Regions from separate parts of the Homo sapiens genome. Here region 2 is linked to region 1. A link is a contact called in ENCODE Hi-C or POLR2A ChIA-PET data. All regions are on one chromosome and are shown on one strand. The core of a region is the stretch at or near the end of the contact, and the rest is flanking DNA. Distances in the headings are between cores, read along the strand shown.

Region 1 (4,520 bases), core at 297-2,796:
TAGCTGGAACTGCAGATGTGTGCCACCATGCCTAGCTAATTTTTTAATAGAGACCAGGTCTCGTTATGTTGCCCAGGCTGTCTTGCACTTCTGGCTTCAAGCAATCCTCCCACCTCAGCCTCCCAAAATGCTGGGACTACAGGTGTGGGCCACTGTACCTGGCCACATTCTAGCAAATTCTTGTCTTTGGGATGCCCTGGGAGTGGCACGCTGGGTGGAGATTTCGGCAATAGCAGGAGCTGTGGGCAAACCTCACTTGTCATCTACTCTGTGCCACCCAGTCACCTGCAAATGCTCACCAAGTTTCCTCCAATTAATTAATAGACGTAGGGAAGAGGTAGCTCCCTCCTCAATTCTCTATTATTTTATTTCATGTTACAACAAAGCTCTCCAGAGTACAGAGATTCTCCCATCACTAAAATGAACACACTTTCATAGATCTTGAAGTGCCTTTTTGTGCACTTATTTCTAGGCCACTGACCAAGACGGCAGATGGGGAGAGCACAGAAAGATAGGAGGTCTTGTGCGGGCTTGGGATTTCAGAATTTGTGCTGTCCCCAAGAACACAGGTAATTTAGAAAAAGGTAGAGCTGAGGGCTGGGTGTGGTAGCTTATGCCTGTAATCCCAGCAGTTTGGGAGGCCGAGGCAGGTGAATCACCTGAGGTCAGGAGTTCAAGACCAGCCTGGCCAACATAGTGAAACCCCGTCTCTACTAAAAATACAAAAATTAGCCAGATGTGGTGGCGGGCACCTGTAATCCCAGCTACTCGGGTGGCTAAGGCAGGAGAATCACTTAAACCCAGGAGGTAGAGGTTGCAGTGAGCCAAGATAGCACCATTGCATTCCAGCCTGGGCGACAAGAATGAGACTCTGTCTCAAAAAAATAAGTTAATTAATTAAAAATTTAAAAAAAGAAAGAAAAAGAAATAAAACAAAAGGTAGAGAAGATATGCGTGCTGCGGAGGGAGTAGCCCTGGAATAATATGCACGATCTTTCATCCCTCCAGACCCATCTTCGGTTGTGAATCTGGCCTGGGATGCAGCCACCTCTTAGAGCAACCCCCGCTGCTGCTTGTGCCCTGCTGTGCTACTGCCTCAGTCACTTCCTGCTTGGTCAAGACCACAGCTGCTGATGTCACAGCTGAGGCACATCAAAAAGGCTGCCTGATTCAAAGAAAGCTGCCGGATAAATCATAGAGCACAGACACTTCTACCTCATGCTCTTATGGGACTTTAGGAACCAAACATAAGCACCTATGGAAAATGCACGGTGGTCTTGAAAGGCTGTGTGGTCTTTATCAGAAAATATCTGAATGACTGTCTCTTATGTCAGTCCTACTCTGCAGGCTTGCTAAGATGATAATTGAAAGGGCTTTTGGTTTCTGCTTTAGAATCTGTCACTTATGTTTTGAAGCGTTGTGAGCAAGCGATGCAGCAGATTGCAGGGTGAGGGGGATGAACCTGGGCCAGAAGCCAGATGTGTTTCTCCACGCACTGCCCTGACCTACAGCCGGAACTGGGCTCAGTGGTTTCAGCCTCATTTGCTAAGAAGGGCTGGGTGCGTAATCTTGGCTGCACCTTAAAATCCCTGGGAGCTTTTAAGACATATTGACACATAAACTGTAACTCACATGAAACGAAAACACATCTCTGGGGCTGGGCTGAGCAAATGCCTTTTTTTTAAAGGCCCCTCAGGTGATTCTGTCTCAGAGATGTTGAAAACCAGTGGGTTAGGAGCTCAGTCATCTACTTTCAGATCTGTGATTATGCCACTATTAAATACAGTTGGCTATCACATAGATTTTTATGCTTTAGCTTGTTTTTTTTTCTCTGCTATACCAAATAAAATCTTTTGAGCTGTTGTAGTTCCAGTCCTTAAAACAACAGTTGTTACCATACTGAGGTTAAACATTAGTGCATTTGCTTAACAAGGACATTAAAACTTCTTACCACACTGACATAATTTTAATGATTTCTATAATAATTAATAAGAAAATCAATAATTGGATTTTAAAGCAGGAAACTAGGCAGGAAAGTTGAAATTCATATACCAGTTCAATGGAAAACATTAAAATGTAGTTGTGTGATGCCCAATATTCTATGCTGTTTGTTGGTTCATTGGTTTCTCATCTATTGTAACAGCACCCATAGTTAAAAAGCACTACTTTTTTTGGTCTGATAGTTAAAAAGACAACAACAATCCTTTGCATGTAAGAATTTTTTTCTCATAATCACAATTTTAGAGTTTGCACATATTCTATTCAATTTCAAAAATAACTTTAAAGAGTCTAGTACCTGCAGGGAATATTACAATTGCAATCATTGTTTTAATACCATCTCCTCTCCCTCTTCCCTTCCCAAAAGGTATAAAGACATAAACATCATCTGCTGCCAAATAAATCCTGGAATTCGAGGGCGATGCTGGGAAGGTATGAAATTAGAGGGAGGCATGTTGCTTTTGCACTTTCAGATCAATGGCTGAATTCCAGACCCGGGGAAGCCTTTCAGATCCGCATGTAATTTGTTTAAACAATTGCTGTTCATCTGCCACAGCAGCACTTGGAATGCCGCAGGGAGGAACTTGCAGCATTTCTTGCTCACTTCAAGAAATCAACTATAACAAACCTCTTCTGGAAGACGACAGCATCCATATTTCTATAATAGTTAGATAAAAGTTAAAGAACTGTTCCTTTTGTGAATATTCACAGTCCACTGCATATAATCGTTTATGAAAACTGAACCCTATAAAGAGCGAGAGTAGAGGACTGTGGTGAGAACAGAGGGATCGAAGGGAATCAGCTCGCTCAGGGAGCCGTCCCAAGGTGGGGGCAGTAGTACCTGCGGATAAGCGGATTGCATTCTCCAGGATCCAGGGGATTAATGTCACAGTTCTCATAGTCAAAGGTTCCATTCCATAAGTGCTTTGCCAGCTGAAATTCTATTTTTCGTTGTGCTAACGTGACTTCTTTCCCATGCCATACGTAAACTTCACTACCAAAATCAAACACCAGTACCTGGGAGAAATGGCACAAAAGAATTTGTTAACTTCAAGAACATGCAACAGTTGAATCAGGTGCAACAGGGTCTCTGTTGACAGTGAGTCAAACGGAGGAAGACAGAAATCCTAATGGGGTGACCAGCACAGACACAAAAAGGCCAGGAGATCTCAGCTGGCACTGCCCCACCGAGCCAGCCTCTGCCCTGTGGGCACGATTCCTCCTCCCAGTGTCCTAAGTGGCCAGGATAATGTTCCCTCCTCTGAACTCTCAACCTGCTTACAACTTGCGATTCACAAGAGTTCTTTAGGTACATCTTCCTGTCGACTTCCTGCCTCTCTCCCCTATTCCTCCCCCTCTCATGTGCTCGTTCATTCACTTAATATATACACAGAGGCCACTTCATATACCCCAGGCACTCATGGTCCAATGGTGTCTTCTCTCCAGTACACAATTCCAAGATCCTTAAGGGCAGGGATCAGATCATGGTGATACATACAGGAGGGGTTGATTACTAAGTGTTTGCTGAATGAATACATGAATGTAATGCTATTTCTTACGTTCATAGTTTGTTTTATTCTTTCTCTTAGAATGATTTCTCCCTTCACTTCCAGCAATTCAAATTTTGCTTAACTCTAAACTTGGCTCAATTTCACTTTCTATTGAAAATTATTCCTGATGATTCCTGTATTTATTTTTCTGTGACGTTTCCCCCATGTAAAAGACCATACATATCACACAGTCAACCTTGCTCCAGATTACATTCCTTCTAATACTCTTCCGCCCAATTAAACTTAAGGGCCTTGCGTGTCTTCCACTTTCTTAATACTTAGCATACTTAACGGTACTGGAAAAGTATATAATTAATAAATATTTACTGGCATGACAGGACAAAAACAGCACATTAATTGGCAAATCCATAAATTATATATATGTATATGCATCTATTATTCCTCAAACTTAAGGACTGAAAAATATTCCATTAATATTTATACAAAATGCAACAGATAGGACTAAGTAACATTTACATTTTGCCTATGATGCTGTCAATGATCCATGCCACCTCTGAACAATATTCTGGATTTCATATTAGCATTTAAGATGTCAGTAAAGGGGTGAAATAACAAATACCCTGGCTGGGCACAGTGGCTCATGCCTGTAATCCCAGCACTTTGAAAGGCTGAGGCGGCTGGATCACGAGGTCAGGAGATCGAGACCATCCTGGCCAACATAGTGAAACCCTGTCTCTACCAAAAATACAAAAATTAGCCAGGCATGGTGGCATGTGCCTGTAGTCCCAACTATTCAGGAGGCTGAGGCAGGAGAATTGCTTGAAGTCGGGAGGTGGAGGTTGCAGTGAGCCGAAATCTTGCCACTGCACTCCAGCCTGGCAACAGAACAAGACTCTGTCTCGGAAAAAAAAAAAAAAAGAAAGAAGGAAAATCCTTTTAAAAAGCTGTAAATGTTCTACAATGGATACTGACACTGGCTAACCTTTATTGGGAACTTACTCTCTAATCTAT
Region 2 (4,758 bases), core at 2,203-4,702, 51 kb before region 1:
AGACTTGCTGTTTGCTTTACCGATTGCCTTCTTCCATAACATGCTAATGCTGCCTTCATTTTGAGGAGTCCCACAAGGCTCTCTAGACTTGGCTGGGCCCTCTTGGTGTACAGTCAGATTTCTGCATCTGGCTAAAACCCACCTGCTGTCTGTGCCTGGTTCCCAAATGCCCTAGCATTAAGTAGGGAGGAGTTCTTCCCCCAAAGTGGGCTAGAGGCAGTCAGTGGCCAGCCCTGCACAGCTGGGATTCATTCAGCAGGAGCCTGAGGCAGGCGGGCCCCACCCTAAGTGGAAACTTGTTCTCTGTCAAATACAAGCCAATGGCATCTGCCCCACACCTTCTTTACACGAAATGTTCTCTCGGCTTCTTTGGAAAGTAACTTTACACTAGCCCATCCAAGCTGAGGCAAGGAGTTGAAATCTTAGGATAGGCCCACTGGGAAGCAGGAACAAAAATTAAACAGCTCAAGATATTATCCTTTTTACCCATTCCAACGCTGATTACACGGCCTCCAGCTGGAATGTGGAGCATGAACCGTGTAGCACAGACTCAACAGCTGGAATTTATAAATGGACCCCATATTAACCCATCGATTCCAGGAGCTGGGATTTCCTGAACCCAAAGCAGTAATTTTGCAATTTTTTTACCTTTCCTTTCCATCCTTTAAGGAAGCAGGGAATGTGTGTGGGCAGAGAGGTCAATCTGGGTAGCAACAGATTACCTTTCCATGTGCTTTGTGCAGTGAACTTAGGAGCTCGGAGAGAAAGGAAAATGAAATTAGAACAGCCCACTTGTGTATTGTTCCTGGCTCGCAGAAGGAGGCCTCTGTGGTCCTAACTTTGCTTCTAGCCTTTGGAAAACAAAACCCTGACTAACATTGACCCTCATCACCCCTCCTTGAAGGGATGAAATAAACAGGGGGATCTTGGCCTGGAGAGGTGGTATTCTCCATCTCCCAGGAGGAGCACAGGGATGGAGGCACCAGGAGAGCGAAGTTCTCCTTTCAGATGGGCCCAGCACAGGCCACCGCAGAGGAACAAGAGTCAGTGGGTACATGGGCTGGGGGTGGGCTGTGGGGCTGGGTGTTAGAATAGTCCGGAACATAGCAGGTGGACTTCTCACCCCCTGTCTCTGTCAGCCTAATGTTCCTCTTGCCCCTTCTTCAGAGAGCTGCGTGGAGCTCACCCCAGGAACTGGCTGATGGTGAGAATATTAAATGAAACCAAACTTCAGCAAGGTGGAAGGTGAATTCCCACCCTCACCAGTTAATCTGCTTCCACATCTGCTAAACAGCTGCATCACCCCTGGCTCACGGGATCCCGGGGAGGGTAGGTGAGGGAACACACCAGACACTCCCAACCCAGGGTGGGCACAGGGTCCAGGCCATGGCAGCACCTAGAGCCAGGAAGGAACATGTGCATCTCCAGCTGAAATTTCCCTACTAAAGCTCCCACCGGGTACATACAGGTTAGTTAAATGGCTGGTGAACAATCCCACGGGCATTTCTCAGTAAGTTGCGAATGTGGCTCGAAGCTCCGTGGGCAGAGCCCTGTGCACACAGGCACTTGTATTTTGCCTCCTTTGACTTCCCTGTGGCTTTCCTGGCCACTCTACCTCGCCTCCTGTGGATCCCTGTCCTGGTCCAGGAGGTGTGAGGCCTCTGTTTTCAGCAAGCTCACCAGTTAAAAGGGACTGCCCGTGAGACACTGGTGACTCCCCTCCAAAGCCCAGAAGAGCAGGTGAGGCACCCAGGATTTGAGAGTTTACAGTAGGGGCCACAGTACTGGCCTTGTGGAGTAAGAGGGTCGGGGAGGAGTGGTTCTCTCGCAATGGATGGGGCCTTTCTAGACATTTAACTGGGGTCTTAGGGTTGCCGTACCCACATGTGTGAGAGGTCACAGCTATCTGGAGATAAGGACAAAGGGGAGTGTGGTGAACCCCATCTTCTGGCTGCAAGCCTGGAATAAGGAGGAGGGAGAACTGTAAATTCCCTGGGGAGGGTGTGCGATCAGGGCCAATGATTTTAAAGAACATATCCTCTGAAACAGGAGCCCCGGGGTGCTGATACAGAGAGGAGAAAGAAGAGTGTGCTGCCATATTTTATCTTCTGTACATTATGCCCTTGGCAGCCCAGGGAGCAAATGGGAAACCTGTCTTAAAAAAAATGTGAATAAGAAAAGGAAGGCAGGAAATCTAATGCTCTTTCCCTTAGATCTGTCTTTCATTTGCTTATAAGCACCTTAAAGACAACCCAGATTTATTTAGAAGACCAGGATGATATATAAAGAGGTAGAAAAGCAGGTAGGAAACTAGCAGGCTTGCCAATGACACAGAGGAAATCAGAGGTTGTCGCCGCTGCTGGGGGCTTTGCTTCAGGCCTGCAGGGATGGACTCCATCTCTCTGTGGGGACACGAGACAGCAGAGGAGACTCCCCAGAAGATGGAAGGCCGGCCACAGCATCGACACCCAAATGTCGATAAATCAGACACCGGGGCCCGCACCCTCATCACCAGGCTTAGCACACGGCTGCAGGTAAAGCCCGTGAACTTGACATCGGCACTGTTAGGAGAGCTGCTCTGATCGTGAATACAAAGGAAAGGTAGAGAATATTGAATTTCTGATTAAGCCACTGCTAGATGCTTACCAGGCCCGCTCTGATTTCTCCTGGGCCACGGATCATTTTTATGACTGGTGAAAAAATGATTATTCTCTCCATCACATTGCTTCTGCAAAAAAGGGCTCAGCCTGCAGCGAGTCTAGCCCCATCCTGCAGTGAGCGGGAGGTGGGAGGTGGGCTGGGTGACTGCAGGTGCTTTGTGCTCCGTGGTGGCTCCAGGGCTTCCCAACAAAGCCAGACCAGGGAACGCTGTGGATGCAGGCAGCCAGGGCCTTGGCTTCTCTCTGGCCTGGCTGGGGTGGGCAGGGTCTGGCTGAACAGGTAGAGGGGTGATGACCACTGTGCCACTCTGTGTGGTCTGTAATTGGCATTGAGCCTGCCCATCAGGGACAGCTCTGCCCACGCCGCCCAGTCCCACAGAGGAAGGCGCAGCCACCCAACCTGTTCTGGGAGGAGGAAATAAAAAGCCCTAGTCTGTACCAAGGAATCACCCATTTTTTCCTTAGCAGAAGCCAGGCTCTCTTCCTAGCAAGCGTCCAATCAATCTCTGAGGCTGCCTGCAGGCTAAGAGGCAGGGCCTCATTTGAGCTGTGTTTGGAGTGATAAGGGGCTGCTTGCTGTTTGATAAGCGGATGGGCAGGCACCTTCCTAAATGGGCGTCTGTCAGAGCATATTCCAGTCCTGCTGTCCCTCTGGCGCTGCCACTAGACCCAAGGGCAGTAGAAGCCGCCGGCTGCCCGCTGGGGCCAGATAATGCCGGCACTGTGCTGCAGTCACATTTAATTTTCGTGAGCTGTCACATCTCATGGGTCCTCAGCCTTGGGAAGGCTCTGCTGCCTGGAGAAGATCTCAGCCTGGCCTCCACAGTCCCCCTTCTGGGCAACAAATGGGTCCAGCTCCTGACTCCTTCTTGGAGCCAACAGCTCGCTGAGGGAAGTCAGAGGGACTGCCAGCCCACAGGCTCACTGCGCCTTCCTCAGTCTACAATTTCATCTGCAGAATGACCAAGGGGCAGCCTGAAACGAAGAAAAGACCTAGGAAGGGGCTTTTAAAAGCCGACACAAGCTCCATGGGCCTTGGCACTGTCTCCCAGAAAGCAGAGCTTCCTGGTACCTGCTCCCCCTTCCCGCCCTGCAGTTTTCTTCCTCTGGTTTTGTAATCTCTGTTAATTGCCAAGGCACTTTTTGTTGGATGTGACTTCATTGTGGACATAAGGCTCTGTCAATTCGTCAAGTGGGGTCCAAGCCAAATAGTTTTCTGATCAACTGCATCCTCCAGCGAGCTCTGGCCCAGCTTGACACAAACAGGCATTTCTTTCCCCTCGCACAGCCCCAGCTCTCTGTCCGAGCCTGCGGCCTCCTCTGCTGGTGGCCTGTCTCTATGGCATGCAGGAAGTGCGTGCCCATTGGGCCATATGTACCTATAGGAGATGTAATCTCAGAGGTTTTAATGCACATTTTTTTCTTGGCACTCCGAAATAACTGATGATGGAAAATAAATTCAGAGAATTCGTCCAGCTGGTCCTACTTCACTTCCTAACACTTGCTTTCCTAAGCTGAGCTACCAAAATTTGAGCAGCCTGGGTCTGCGAGCCACTTCTGTGCACCGGTGGTTTGGAGGCATCCTCAGCAAAGAGGAGCCGCTCGCCTCTGCTTTGCATGGGGCACAACTTCCCAAGATCTGTGAATGTGCTTTGTCCTTTTAGGTCGATTTTCTCTGCTTGTTTCTTTTGCTCAGGGCTCTTCCGGAGATGGTGCCTTGAGCATGGAGCCTGGTACCCAGCAACTGTAAATACTTCTGGAAAAATGTGTTCACAACTCAGCCAATGGTTTGCGGCCACGTGGGAGAAAGATCTAGTCTACTGAAATATTGCAAAAACAAAAAGGACATGCTTCTGTCTTACAGCGCACTGGCAGAATCACCAGTTTCTCTCAAAAGTTGTCCAATCTGGGACCTCACACACAGATGGCTTATTACTTTCTGAACTCTGCCAGCAACTCACTGGCATGTCCACACTGGAAATGCTGAGAACATCTTCCCAAACACACGTTGGGTTGAAATTCTCACAGGTGAACAATGGGACCGACACATGTGCACCAAGCAACGACATGTAGAATAAAAATAGACCAATGACCTGCA

The links. Hi-C counts contacts between places; a loop is a spot of excess contacts on that map. ChIA-PET counts read pairs that join two places held with the same protein, here RNA polymerase II (POLR2A). Pooled maps may share reads with other maps.
Region 2: a pooled map shows a loop between it and region 1 (3-fold over the local background). The contact joins two enhancer-like sites. A Hi-C loop is called at or near these places in 1 of 168 maps with a recorded cell type or tissue (OCI-LY7) and 7 of 50 pooled maps. POLR2A ChIA-PET finds 5 or more read pairs at or near these places in 6 of 52 experiments (CD8-positive, alpha-beta memory T cell, H1, activated CD4-positive, alpha-beta T cell and 3 more).

The regions. Positions count from the first base shown.
Region 1 is chr10:30,698,582-30,703,101 of GRCh38, reverse strand. It overlaps the pseudogene SVIL2P. Among named protein-coding and RNA genes, the nearest start is that of LINC02644, 22 kb to the left of the region's middle. RefSeq lists enhancers at 973-1,022, 1,043-1,182. Within about 2 kb of position 1,546, at least 12 of the 41 ENCODE cell types and tissues checked have a DNase peak (open chromatin) inside an H3K27ac peak, as active enhancers do.
Region 2 is chr10:30,751,270-30,756,027 of GRCh38, reverse strand. No RefSeq gene overlaps it. Among named protein-coding and RNA genes, the nearest start is that of LINC02644, 30 kb to the right of the region's middle. RefSeq lists silencers at 1,195-1,294, 3,869-3,918 and an enhancer at 4,653-4,712. Within about 2 kb of position 3,452, at least 5 of the 41 ENCODE cell types and tissues checked have a DNase peak (open chromatin) inside an H3K27ac peak, as active enhancers do.